2 separate regions of the Homo sapiens genome follow, and region 1 is linked to region 2. Evidence: read pairs that join two places in POLR2A ChIA-PET (ENCODE). Cell type or tissue: endothelial cell of umbilical vein. All regions are shown on one strand. Each heading gives the region's core, and the rest is flanking DNA. Links, peaks and the distances in the headings are about the cores only.

Region 1 (5,330 bases), core at 113-5,112, 87 kb after region 2:
ATGTGGGAGCAAGAAAATGTCTCCAGCAGGTGTCTAGGACTGTGGACCTAAGACAGCCTCACAGGATCTCCATGACCCAGGAAGACCCAGAGGAGCCCAGAGCAAGGCAGACACGACAGGGAAACCTGAAGACTTGAAGGGGCCTTGGAGTTGGAACAAGGAAGAGACATCAGGGATCCACCTGGACGGGAAACTAAACACCAAATGGGCCCTCGTACATCTCAGTGAATTCCAGCTTGGACAGAAGACAACATTGAGAAGACCAGACACTGACCCTGCCATAATGAGTTGACTCCATGGTACTGCTTCCTACCCACAATCTCACATCACTCATGGACGATATGGAAGGGAAGAGGAGGTCATCTAGCAGAAAGGAGGCTGAATCCAAGTTCATTCATAGATAAAGAAAGGAAAGAACCTAGACCAATGAACAGATCTAGTCCTTCATTTAAAAGACCCCACCGAATGTTGACGAAGGATAAACACATAACAGATGTCTGCAATGCAGTGAGAAATAGAAACGGTTCATGTTAAAGGATACACTGGGGCTGGAGATGCAAGCAGAGAAATTCCAGTGCTTGCCTGCAAGGTAGGGCTTCTCAGAGAAGGCCCTCATAGACAGTTGATATTTCAGGGATGAATAGGGATTTAGCAAGCAGATGGAGGAGGGATCCTTACCTCCCTATATCTTCCTATATCCCTCCTATATAGGAAGGATATAGGATATAAGATATTGTCTTCCTATATCCCTCCAAATGCATGATTTTCAAGAGAAGTCCATATATTCCTTGTATAACTATAGCCCATAGTTCTTTCAGAAACATGGCAAATCTCTCAGGGTTATCCTCCTTTTGATTAGTAAATGGGGCAGTCCCAGAGGGATAAGATGGATGTGGCCTGAGTCTCAACCCTGATGAATACAATCAGCAGCTTGCAGGAAATGAATTCCATATCCTTTTGTAGATTTGTTGAGGCCATTTCTAGAGTTTAGTCTTGAACTAAAGACTTAGATCTCAAGGCATTCGGGTAGTCTCATAAAATGTGCAATCCGTAAGAAAAATATAGTTAAGCCATCTAACATATATTATCTCCATACTGACCAAACTTCTGTAATGAAACAAATCTCAAATTATCATGACATACTCTTATCTGTCATGACTTTCCCCAAAATACTGTATTTTGCTATTTTTTAAACAGAGAAACATGACTGTTGATTCAAAGAAACTTTTCTATCACCCTTCTAGAAACAATATCCCTAAACTTAACTTTTATAATAGAATAACAAATAAAACATATTATTGTTCTCTCCATTATTTACAAAATAGCAAATAATTGTATTATAGAAAACAATAAAAGTCATTGTACTGTTTTGAATTTTTTTACCTCATTAGAGATGTCTGTTCCAGAGAGATCTATTGATACCAAGGAAAAGATGTTTACAATATATCCAATTCCTTGGGCAGTCAAATGTTCACAATTTCGTAAACTCAAGTAGTTTAAATTAGGGCAGCTAAAAGAAAGTAGCATGGATTAATTTTAGCTGTCAATCATATTGTCAGTAAGCAATTTCTTCATATAAAAACTATCTTGGGAAAACAAATGGTATTGAAGCAAAGATTTTCCTTTACTCAACATAAAAGTAAGACTAAAAGTAGAAAGTAATTTGACATTACAAAGTTGCATGAAAGGGCAGTAGATTATTATATGACTTTCTTTCTGTAATTTAGTTTCGTATTACAATTTCTAATAAGGAAAAAATATGTCACATATCAAAAACTATCATGTAAGTACCATAGTGAATGACCACTAAAAGTGCAAGTTAAGAACCCTACTTATCCCTTACAAGTTTGCTACAGGAATTGTACAAGACCTCTGACAAGAGGGGAGTCAAGAATAAACCAGCCAGAACACCCCTTGGGAAATGCTGGAGTAAAGATAATCTCCTGGAAAAGGGAGATTAGAGAAAATCTCCTTGAAAAAGTACAGGGAAGCCACCCATATCTAGATATTCATCATTTCAGGAACGACTCCCTCAGATGTAATTTAAATATAATAATATAATTTAAAAATTGGTCCAATCTATGACTTCAATGTCTTTCACATGGTTTCACTGAACATTTAACCAGCTTCTGGGCATCTCTGATGTTCCCCCAAATGTCATGAAATCTTTGCTTTTAGGTGTCTCATGTCTCCTATTATCAAATATACAATACTAATGATATGATGTAAAAGACTGTTTTATCATACCGCTCAGATAGTTTCATAACAGAGGCATCACTTAGCCGCACACAGTTGCTTAAATTTAGCTCTCTTATCCTCATGCTTGCAGGACCATCAAGAAATTGCTTTAGTCCCATATCACCAATTCTGTAGGAAAGAGAGAAAAATTTTACATGTGATTCTATATATAAACATATAGAATAGTATTAAAGTAATAGCTACCATACCCAATATATTTCTAAAATAGCAAGGTAATATCTATATACTGGTATTTTGTCAATATTTTAAAACCAAATTTGATTATATAGATTTTAATGTAATAAAATGTATAAATGAGAGGAATGGGAGAAGTATTAATTAAAATGTTATTTCTGTTCCTTTGTTCATAATTTTTAATAAGACAGATGGCCCTCAAGGTCTTTTTCTCTTGGGTTAAAAAGTGATCAAGTTAAGTAGTCCCTGATACCATTTCCTGCAAAAGAAAAAGATCAAAACTTAGGAGAGTGAGAACCAAGACTAAGAGTCAAACTACTGCCATGATTTTGGAGGAATTTTCACTAAATACAAGGTCAATTTGCTGGATAGGAAACCCAATATGAGCCCTTTGGCTTCTTTCCTTCTGAATCAGAGAAAACCTGATGCTGGAAGAAGACCTTGACCTCAGCCTTCCCAAACTATCCTAATCAGAAACTTCTTCTGTGTGTCAGTGCCATAACCCTACCATGTTGATCTTGCTTTATAAATGGCTGGATGTCTGTTTGGCCCATCAGTTCCCTGTCTTCCATTGGGATCTTCATTTCTAATTCCAATTGAGAACCACCAGATCCTTCTAAGAAGCATTTCAGCAAATAAAGCAGGACAGGAGTTTCCACCATTGCAATCCTAAGAGGCAGTTTCACAACAGCTCTACAGGTGGGCGTACAGATGGGAAGAACACTGGGAGCAAAACATACTGATTGCTGACATCCGTTTACACCCTCCGTTTGTTCAGATTTGCAAAGAACTGAGCAGTTAAGGCAAAAGATATCCTGTTTCAGCTGAATGAGCCATAGTAGGTGGATGCGATGCCTGTGTGCCCATCAACCTTCCACCTATAAGAGGGGGAGTGTGCCAGCACCTAGGAAAGCAGTTAAGGATGTGTGTGTGTGTGTGTGTGTGTGTGTGTGTGTAGAAATTCATATTATAGTCAAGAAAGGATTAAAAGTGAATGGAAAAGATTATTGAGGTAATGATCCAAATTAATTGGTTAATACATTTAGGGCCAAACCTGGATATCAAAAGTATCCATGCTGTTTTTTTGTTTGTTTGTTTGTTTTTTAATACACAAGCTGGGGTTTCATCCCTAAAGATTCAGACTCAATAGCTCTGAAGTGGGGCTTGGGCATCTATAGTTTTTTTTGTATGTTTGTTTGTTTGTTTTTGAGACCAAGTCTCTCTCTGTCGCCCAGGCTGGAGTGCAGTGGCACGATCTCAGCTCACTACAAGCTCTGCCTCCTGGGTTCACACCATTCTCCTGCCTCAGCCTCCCGAGTAGCTAGGACTACAGGCGACTGCCACCATGCCTGGCTAATTCTGTGTATTTTTAGTAGAGACGGGGTTTCACCATGTTAGCCAGGATGGTCTCGATCTCCTGACCTCGTGATCCGCCCACCTGGGCCTCCCAAAGTGCTGGGATTACAGGCGTGAGCCACCACGCCCGACGGGCATCTATAGTTTTATTCAGCTCCTCAGGTGATTCTGACACCTTAGGATTTTTACTTTTAAATTCTTTTAAATATGTATTTTTAATTTATCTTTTTGTTGCTGATTCCCATTGCTTTGTAGAGAGAGAATACCATTTGTTGATAAAAATAGTTTGAAAGTTGCTGGAACTTGCTTTTAAATTTTGTCCATGCATGATTTTTTAAAGGATTGATGTGTGTTTGAGAAAAACAAAAATTCTTTAACTACCCAACTTACTATTTTAGGTTTAACTCTTATATGTACATATTAAAATCTTAAAACTCTGAAATTAAGCTTAATCTTTTTACCCTATATGTTATACTTTTTCATCCTCCCTCTGTTGTCATTTCTTCAGAATGATCTCCCAGCTCTATACTTCTCTCCTCTGTGAGTTCTAATCTGCTGATCAGCATTCCATTGTTTATTTCAATAACTATATTACATCATTTGTTTCTAAAAGTTAGGTTTTTTTCCCAGATAAATCTAATTGTTTTATTATGTTTGGTTGTCTGCTCATATTTCTGATCCCATTTTTTATTTCTTCAAACATTTCATACATGTTTACTTAACAATCCATGTCTGACAATTCCTGTATCTGAATTACCTGAAGGTCAAATGTATCTTGCTGTTTCTGTGACTCTTTCTCATGGTGACTTATATCTTTGTGCATTTTGACAATCTTTGACTTTGAGCACCTATTTATTTGATCTTAATCTCTAGCCTGAGAAGCTTTGTGCTAACTTCTTCCAGGAGCTCAGGAACTACCTACCTGAGACCACTCTGCCCCCTTAAAGAGGTACAAACCCTACAGAAGTCTCAGGTTCTGCCTCCCTACTTTGAGTCTTGCTCAGAGCTGATTCTCTCAAAGGCAATTGTTGTCATAAAATTTGTGCTCAGAGCTGCTCAACCTTTTGTGTTTGCTGGCTATTCACTATTCATCTCAAGGAATTTGTTCATTGAGAGAGTAGAAAAGAATGAGGGGATTCAAGGCTACTGGATATTTCTCTTACTCTTTGTGAGCTCAGCAGTATATTGAAAATATATTTAATCACGGATCTGAATATTTTTGGCAGAGCCCTTTGAAGTGTCTTGTCACCTCTACTTCTGGAGGCAGAAAACTTCCATTTAAGATTAATTAGGCAAGGCGCAGTGGCTCACGCCTGTAATCCCAGCACTTTGGGAGGCCGAGGCAGGTGGGTCACCTGAGGTCAGGAGTTCAAGACCAGCCTGGCCAACATGGTGAGACCCTATCTCTACAAAAATACAAAAATTAGCCAGGGATGATGGTGGGTGCCTGTCTACTTGGGAGGCTGGGGCAGGAGAATCATTTGAACCCAACAGGCAGAGGTTGCAGTGAGCCAAGATTGCACCACTGCACTCCAGCCTGG
Region 2 (5,330 bases), core at 107-5,106:
TAGGCTACACCCTGTACAGCAGGCTACTGTACTGAAAACTGCAGGGAATTGTAACACAATGGTATTTGTATATCTATATATAGAAAAGGTACAGTAAAAATATGGCATAAAAGATAAAACATGGTACGCCTGTATAGGGCACTTACCATAAGTGGAGCTTGTAGGACTGGTAGTTGCTCTGAGTGAGTCAGTATGATGAGTGGTGAGTGCATGTGAAGGCCTAGGACATTACTACTATAGACTTTATAAACACTGTACAGTTAGGCTACACTAAATTTATTTTTAAGTTTCTTCAATAATAAATTAGCCTTAGTTTACTGTAACTTTTTTACTTTATTTATTCTAGAGATAGCTGCTTTCTCTGTTGCATAGACCGGAGTGCAATTATAGCTCACTATAAACTCAAACTCTGGGCTCAAGTGATCCTTCTGCCTCAGCCTCCCTAGTAGCTAGGTTATAGGTGTGTACTACCGTTCTCAGCTAATTTTTAAAAAGTTTTTAGCAGACACAAGGCCTTGCTATGTTTCCCAGGCTTGTCTTCAGCTCCTGGCCTTAAGTGATCCTCCCGCCTCAACTTCCCAAAGAACATTTTTACTTTATAAACTTACATTTTAAAAAATTTTTTGAGGCTGGGCATGGTGGCTTACGCCTGTAATCCCAGCACTTTGGGAGGCCAAGGCGGGCAGATCGTTTGAGGTCAGGAGTTCGAGACCAGCGTGACCAACATAGTGAAACCCCCATTTCTACTAAAATACAAAAATTAGCCGGGCGTGGTGGCGGGCGCCTGTAATCTCAGCTACTCAGGAGGCTGAGGAAAAAGAATCCCTTGAACCCAGGAGGCAGAGGGTGCAATGAGCCAAGATCGCGCCACTGCCCTCCAGTCTGAGCAAGAGCGAGACTCCCTCTCAGAAAAAAATAAAATAAAATAAAAAACTTTTTGACTCTTTTGTAATAATACTTAGCTTGAAACACAAACACACTTTACAGCTGTAGAGATATACTTGTCTATCTTTATTCTGTAAGCTTTTTTCTGTTTTTAAAATTGTTAATTTTTTTTAATTTTACTTTTTAAACTTTGTTAAAAACGAAGACACAAACACACACATTAGTCTAGGCTTTTACTGGGTAAAGAATGTCAGTATCACTTTCACCTCCACATCTTGTCCCACTGAAAGGCCTTCAGGGGAAATAACACACGTGGAGCTGTCATCTCCTGTGATGATAATGCCTTCTTCTGGAATACTTCCTGAAGGACTTACCTGAGGCTGTTGTATCGTAACTATTTTTTTTTTTAATAAGCAGAAGATATACACTCTAACGATAAAAAGTATAGTAAATACATAAATCAGTAACACAGTCATTTATTCTCATTATCAAGTATTATGAACTACACATAACATATGTGCTATACTTTTTTATGACAGTGGAGTGGGTTTGTTTACACCAGCATCACCACAAATGCAGGTAGTGCGTTGCATTTAAACAACCATTAGGATGGCTACGAAGTCACTAGGTGATAGGAGTTTTTTACCTCTATTATAATCTTATGGGACAACCATCATTTCTGTAGTTCATCGTTGACTGAAACATAATTATGCAGTGTGTGACTGGATATCAAATATAGTGAGAATCAACTTGTGATCTAATGCTTGAATTTGATAAGGAGCCAAGAGAGTTACCTATTTTTGGTCCCAATAATCTAAAACAATAATAAAGTTTGTTTAACTGTGCTCTGAATCATAGCATAACCAAAATTATTTGCATATGTAAGCATGTTTGAATTATAAGCTAAAGCTATTTTGTCATATTTTTATTCATTTATTCATAGAATCATATGCCTTTCTAAAATTTAGATTTAGTTTTAAAACTATTCTCACGACTTCAGTCATTATTTCTATGTACATAACTTCCAAGTCAATACATGCAGACCTGATCTCTATTGTTCTTGTGCATTTCTATTCCACTAAACCAGTGCCACCTAAAACTTAATGTTTAAAAACAAAATTATCTTCCCCTAGCCTACCTCCTCCTTCTCCTGTCTTTTCTATTTTTCTTTATTTGCTCAGTTACTCAACAAATGTTTGAGTCAACACTGCCGGAAACTAGGAGTGCAAGGGTAATATAAAGCATGGTCTCACTGCCTTCTGAGGAGCTTACATTCTAGTGAGGAAAGGCAAACCAGAGAATACAGTACAGTGGGATCAATGTTATAAACGTATGTACATTGTACTGTGAGAACACAGGGGTGAGGAAGTGAGAGAAGTCAAATATGGCCAAAGTATAGAGAGTAAAGGGGAAAGTGGCATAAAAGTAGGCTGGAGAGTTTGGGAGAGGTCAGATCATATGGGACAGTTTGGATTTTATATTAAGAGCATTGGGAAGCCCTTGGAAGGTTTTAACTTGGGGTTCACATAATCAGATTTTTGTGTTAGAAAGATCACTCTGAATGTTGAGTGGGGATAGATGAGAAAGAACAATGGTGGATGAAGGAGAAAAAAACAACTTTTGCTTTTTAGGAGGTTACTGCAGTAATTCAGCAGAAGGAGTACAGGGGCCTGGACTCCATAGTGAGCTATCTTAAACTCAGCAAATAAATAGGCCTTCAGTAACTTTTGCTTGAATATAAAGACGAATGAATGCTATGAGGAAGATGCATGCTTACCTCATTGGTTATTATGAAGCGCCTTAGCCTATTGAGTTCTTTTTGTGTGTTACTTGTTATTATGGCTTATACTCCGGCCCCACCTCCTGAACCAGGAAGGGCCAAATCGCAGAATGATGAGTTTATTTCCTGTTCACAGTGGAAGAATCTAGGTACTGATCAAGCATCGTTTTGCAGAGTAGCACAGACTACCCTATGAGGTTGGTCCCCAGATGGATCTGTATGTTGTCTCTGATAGCAAATTAAATCCATTAAAGTAATAATGGACCTCAGGTGAAGAGAGCAGCAGTCTCTGGAGGGAGCTGTGAGTATGAACAGGTGATTGGGTTTAAGAGAAACTTCCATATTTCATTTTGGTTTTAAAACTGTTTGGTACCCAGTCAGCCACAGGCCTTATGTATCAACTGGATGAAATAATTTAAGAGGCCTAGAAAATCAGGGCAGATTGCTTTTTTCTGTGGAGATTTCCAATCTGAAACCAAATTTTGGAAATAATGAGCAGCTTTATATGTGAGCTATTATTATAGGCAGCTGAGCTCAGCTCATCTTGGCCTTCCTCATAGAGCCCATGAGGGATAAAAATAGAAATACTCTTATTGCTAAAAGCCTGGATTTTATCTGCAGCATGACTTCTGGATAATCTCTGCAAGAAGCCATGCCAGTAAAATTATTCCCTTAGGTTCCAGCTTCCCACAGGGTTTTGATGTGTCAGCTCTATAATTTTATTTGATTTCCTGCTCCATGGTTTCCTTTGCTATTGCTGTCACTGATAAATAACTCAGGTGTATAATTCCTACCATGATTTACACGTATTATGTGCTATTCTGAGGTCAAAAGGAAACCTGAGACTCTCAGGCTGAAACATTTACCTACTAAAAAGCTATGCACAAGTGTGTATTGGGGCTGCATTCTATAATCTTCATGAGAGTCTTGATTCTAAGTTTTGTCCTCTACCCATGTGTGGCAAATTTAACATGTTGTGAGTGGCTTAGGTAAGATGCTTCTAATAAGTTGGCTTCTCTATTAGGTTTTAGACTTGGTTCATCAACTTAGATATGAAACTTGACTGTGGTAAACATCAAGTCTCCAAGCCCAGGTATGCATGTTGTACAAAGTCCTTTGGTCTTTACAACTCCACAATTTAGATGTTTAAATGTTCAAAGAATATTAGAGGTAAAGTGCGTTGCCAGTGAACGGATTGGTGTTTGTCATTGTCTGGATAGTAGGGAAGCTAGCACTACTGGGTTTACCTCATTTTAGTAAAACTGGAAATATAAAGCATATACAACATAAATTCATTTGGGATAAAAATAAACCACCAAGTCAGAAAAGAGTTCTTAGCTTGTCTAAAGGACAGAGGGTAATAACATACAATGGAATTGTTATTTATAGTGGAATACTCGTTCATGGGTTGGAAGAGGTTGAAATGGGACTAAGCTCATAAGATGCCACTTTAAAAATCTAGAGACACTGTTTTCTCTCCAAATCGGGAAAAATCCAGTCTTTTGATATGACTAACTCTTGGAAATAGCTCTGATTTTAGAACCCACTAAAGTTTTTGGTTTTTCAAAGCTTAGAGCACATGAATTTGTCAGCAATGTATATATATTTCAGGACCAGATGGAAGAAATTCAATAACAGAATGAAGAATGCTCTAAGGCTTATAGGTATCTGCTTAAAAATACTTTGACAGGGAGTTAATGTAGGAACTGTTTTCACGTCATAGTGCTTTTATGGTGTTTTTTTTTTGTTGTTGTTGTTGTTTTTTGAGACGGAGTCTCTCTCTATCACCCAGGCTGGAGTGCAGTGGCACCATCTCGGCTCACTGCAACCTCTGCCTCCCGGGTTCCAGGGGTTCTTCTGCCTCAGCCTCCTGAGTAGCTGGGACTACAGGCGCCCGCCACCATGCCCGGCTAATTTTTGTATTTTTAGTAGAGACAGGGTTTCACCATATTGGCCAGGCTGGTCTCACCTCCTGACCTCGTGATCCGCCCACCTCGGCCTCCCAAAGTGCTGGGATTACAGGCGTGAGCCACTGCATCCGGCCGCTTTTATGGTGTTTTTATTTCCCCACCTTTTTGTTAAAGAATAAGATCTTGAGAGTATCATGGGTAATCAGATGTCAATGTTGTTAATGTTTGCCCCAAAAAAGAAGATCAGGTTTTCTTTCCATTCATCTGCAAACTTTATCTGTAAACACCATATAGTAAATATGTTAGACTTAGCAGATTACATATGGACTCTGTTGCATATATTTTTTTGTTTTTAAATAACCCTTTAAAAATGTAAAAGCCCGGCCGGGCACGGTCGCTCACGCCTGTAATCCCAGCACTTTGGGAAGCCGAGGTGGGTGGATCACCTAAGGTCAGGAGTTAGAGACCAGCCTGGCCAACATGGCGAAACCCTGTCTCTACTAAACATACAAAAATTAGCTGGGCGTGGTGGCGGGTGCCTGAAATCCCAGCTACTCGGGAGGCTAAGGCAGGGAGAATTGCTTGAACCCAGGAGGCAGAGATTGCAGTGAGCCGAGATCGTGCCACTGGACTCCAGCCTGGGTGACAGAGACTCTGTCTCAAAAAAAAAAAAAAAAAAAAAAAAGTAAAAGCCCTTCTTAGCTTTCAGGGCATACAAAAACAGGCCCCTGGCCAGATTTGGCCTGTGAGCTATA

Evidence for each region. ChIA-PET counts read pairs that join two places held together with the same protein. Peaks named below come from ENCODE experiments on the same cell type or tissue, not always from the same donor. Only the 100,000 strongest peaks of a DNase experiment are listed, where the experiment ranks them.
Region 1: POLR2A ChIA-PET joins it to region 2 with 11 read pairs; 1 of 35 experiments calls an interaction of 5 or more read pairs at or near these places.

Annotation. Positions count from the first base shown.
Region 1 is chr7:102,876,084-102,881,413 of GRCh38, forward strand. It overlaps FBXL13 (F-box and leucine rich repeat protein 13), which reads right to left. Exons shown (of 21, transcript NM_001394494.2): 16 at 2,248-2,367; 17 at 1,384-1,510. Among named protein-coding and RNA genes, the nearest start is that of LRRC17, 34 kb to the right of the region's middle. RefSeq lists an enhancer at 1-672. In endothelial cell of umbilical vein, for the core only: no CTCF peak of the experiment used is centred there; no DNase peak of the experiment used is centred there; H3K27ac peaks cover 1,441 bases.
Region 2 is chr7:102,788,800-102,794,129 of GRCh38, forward strand. All of the region lies in intron 7 of FAM185A (family with sequence similarity 185 member A), which reads left to right. Among named protein-coding and RNA genes, the nearest start is that of FAM185A, 42 kb to the left of the region's middle. In endothelial cell of umbilical vein, for the core only: no CTCF peak of the experiment used is centred there; a DNase peak (open chromatin) is centred at 2,749.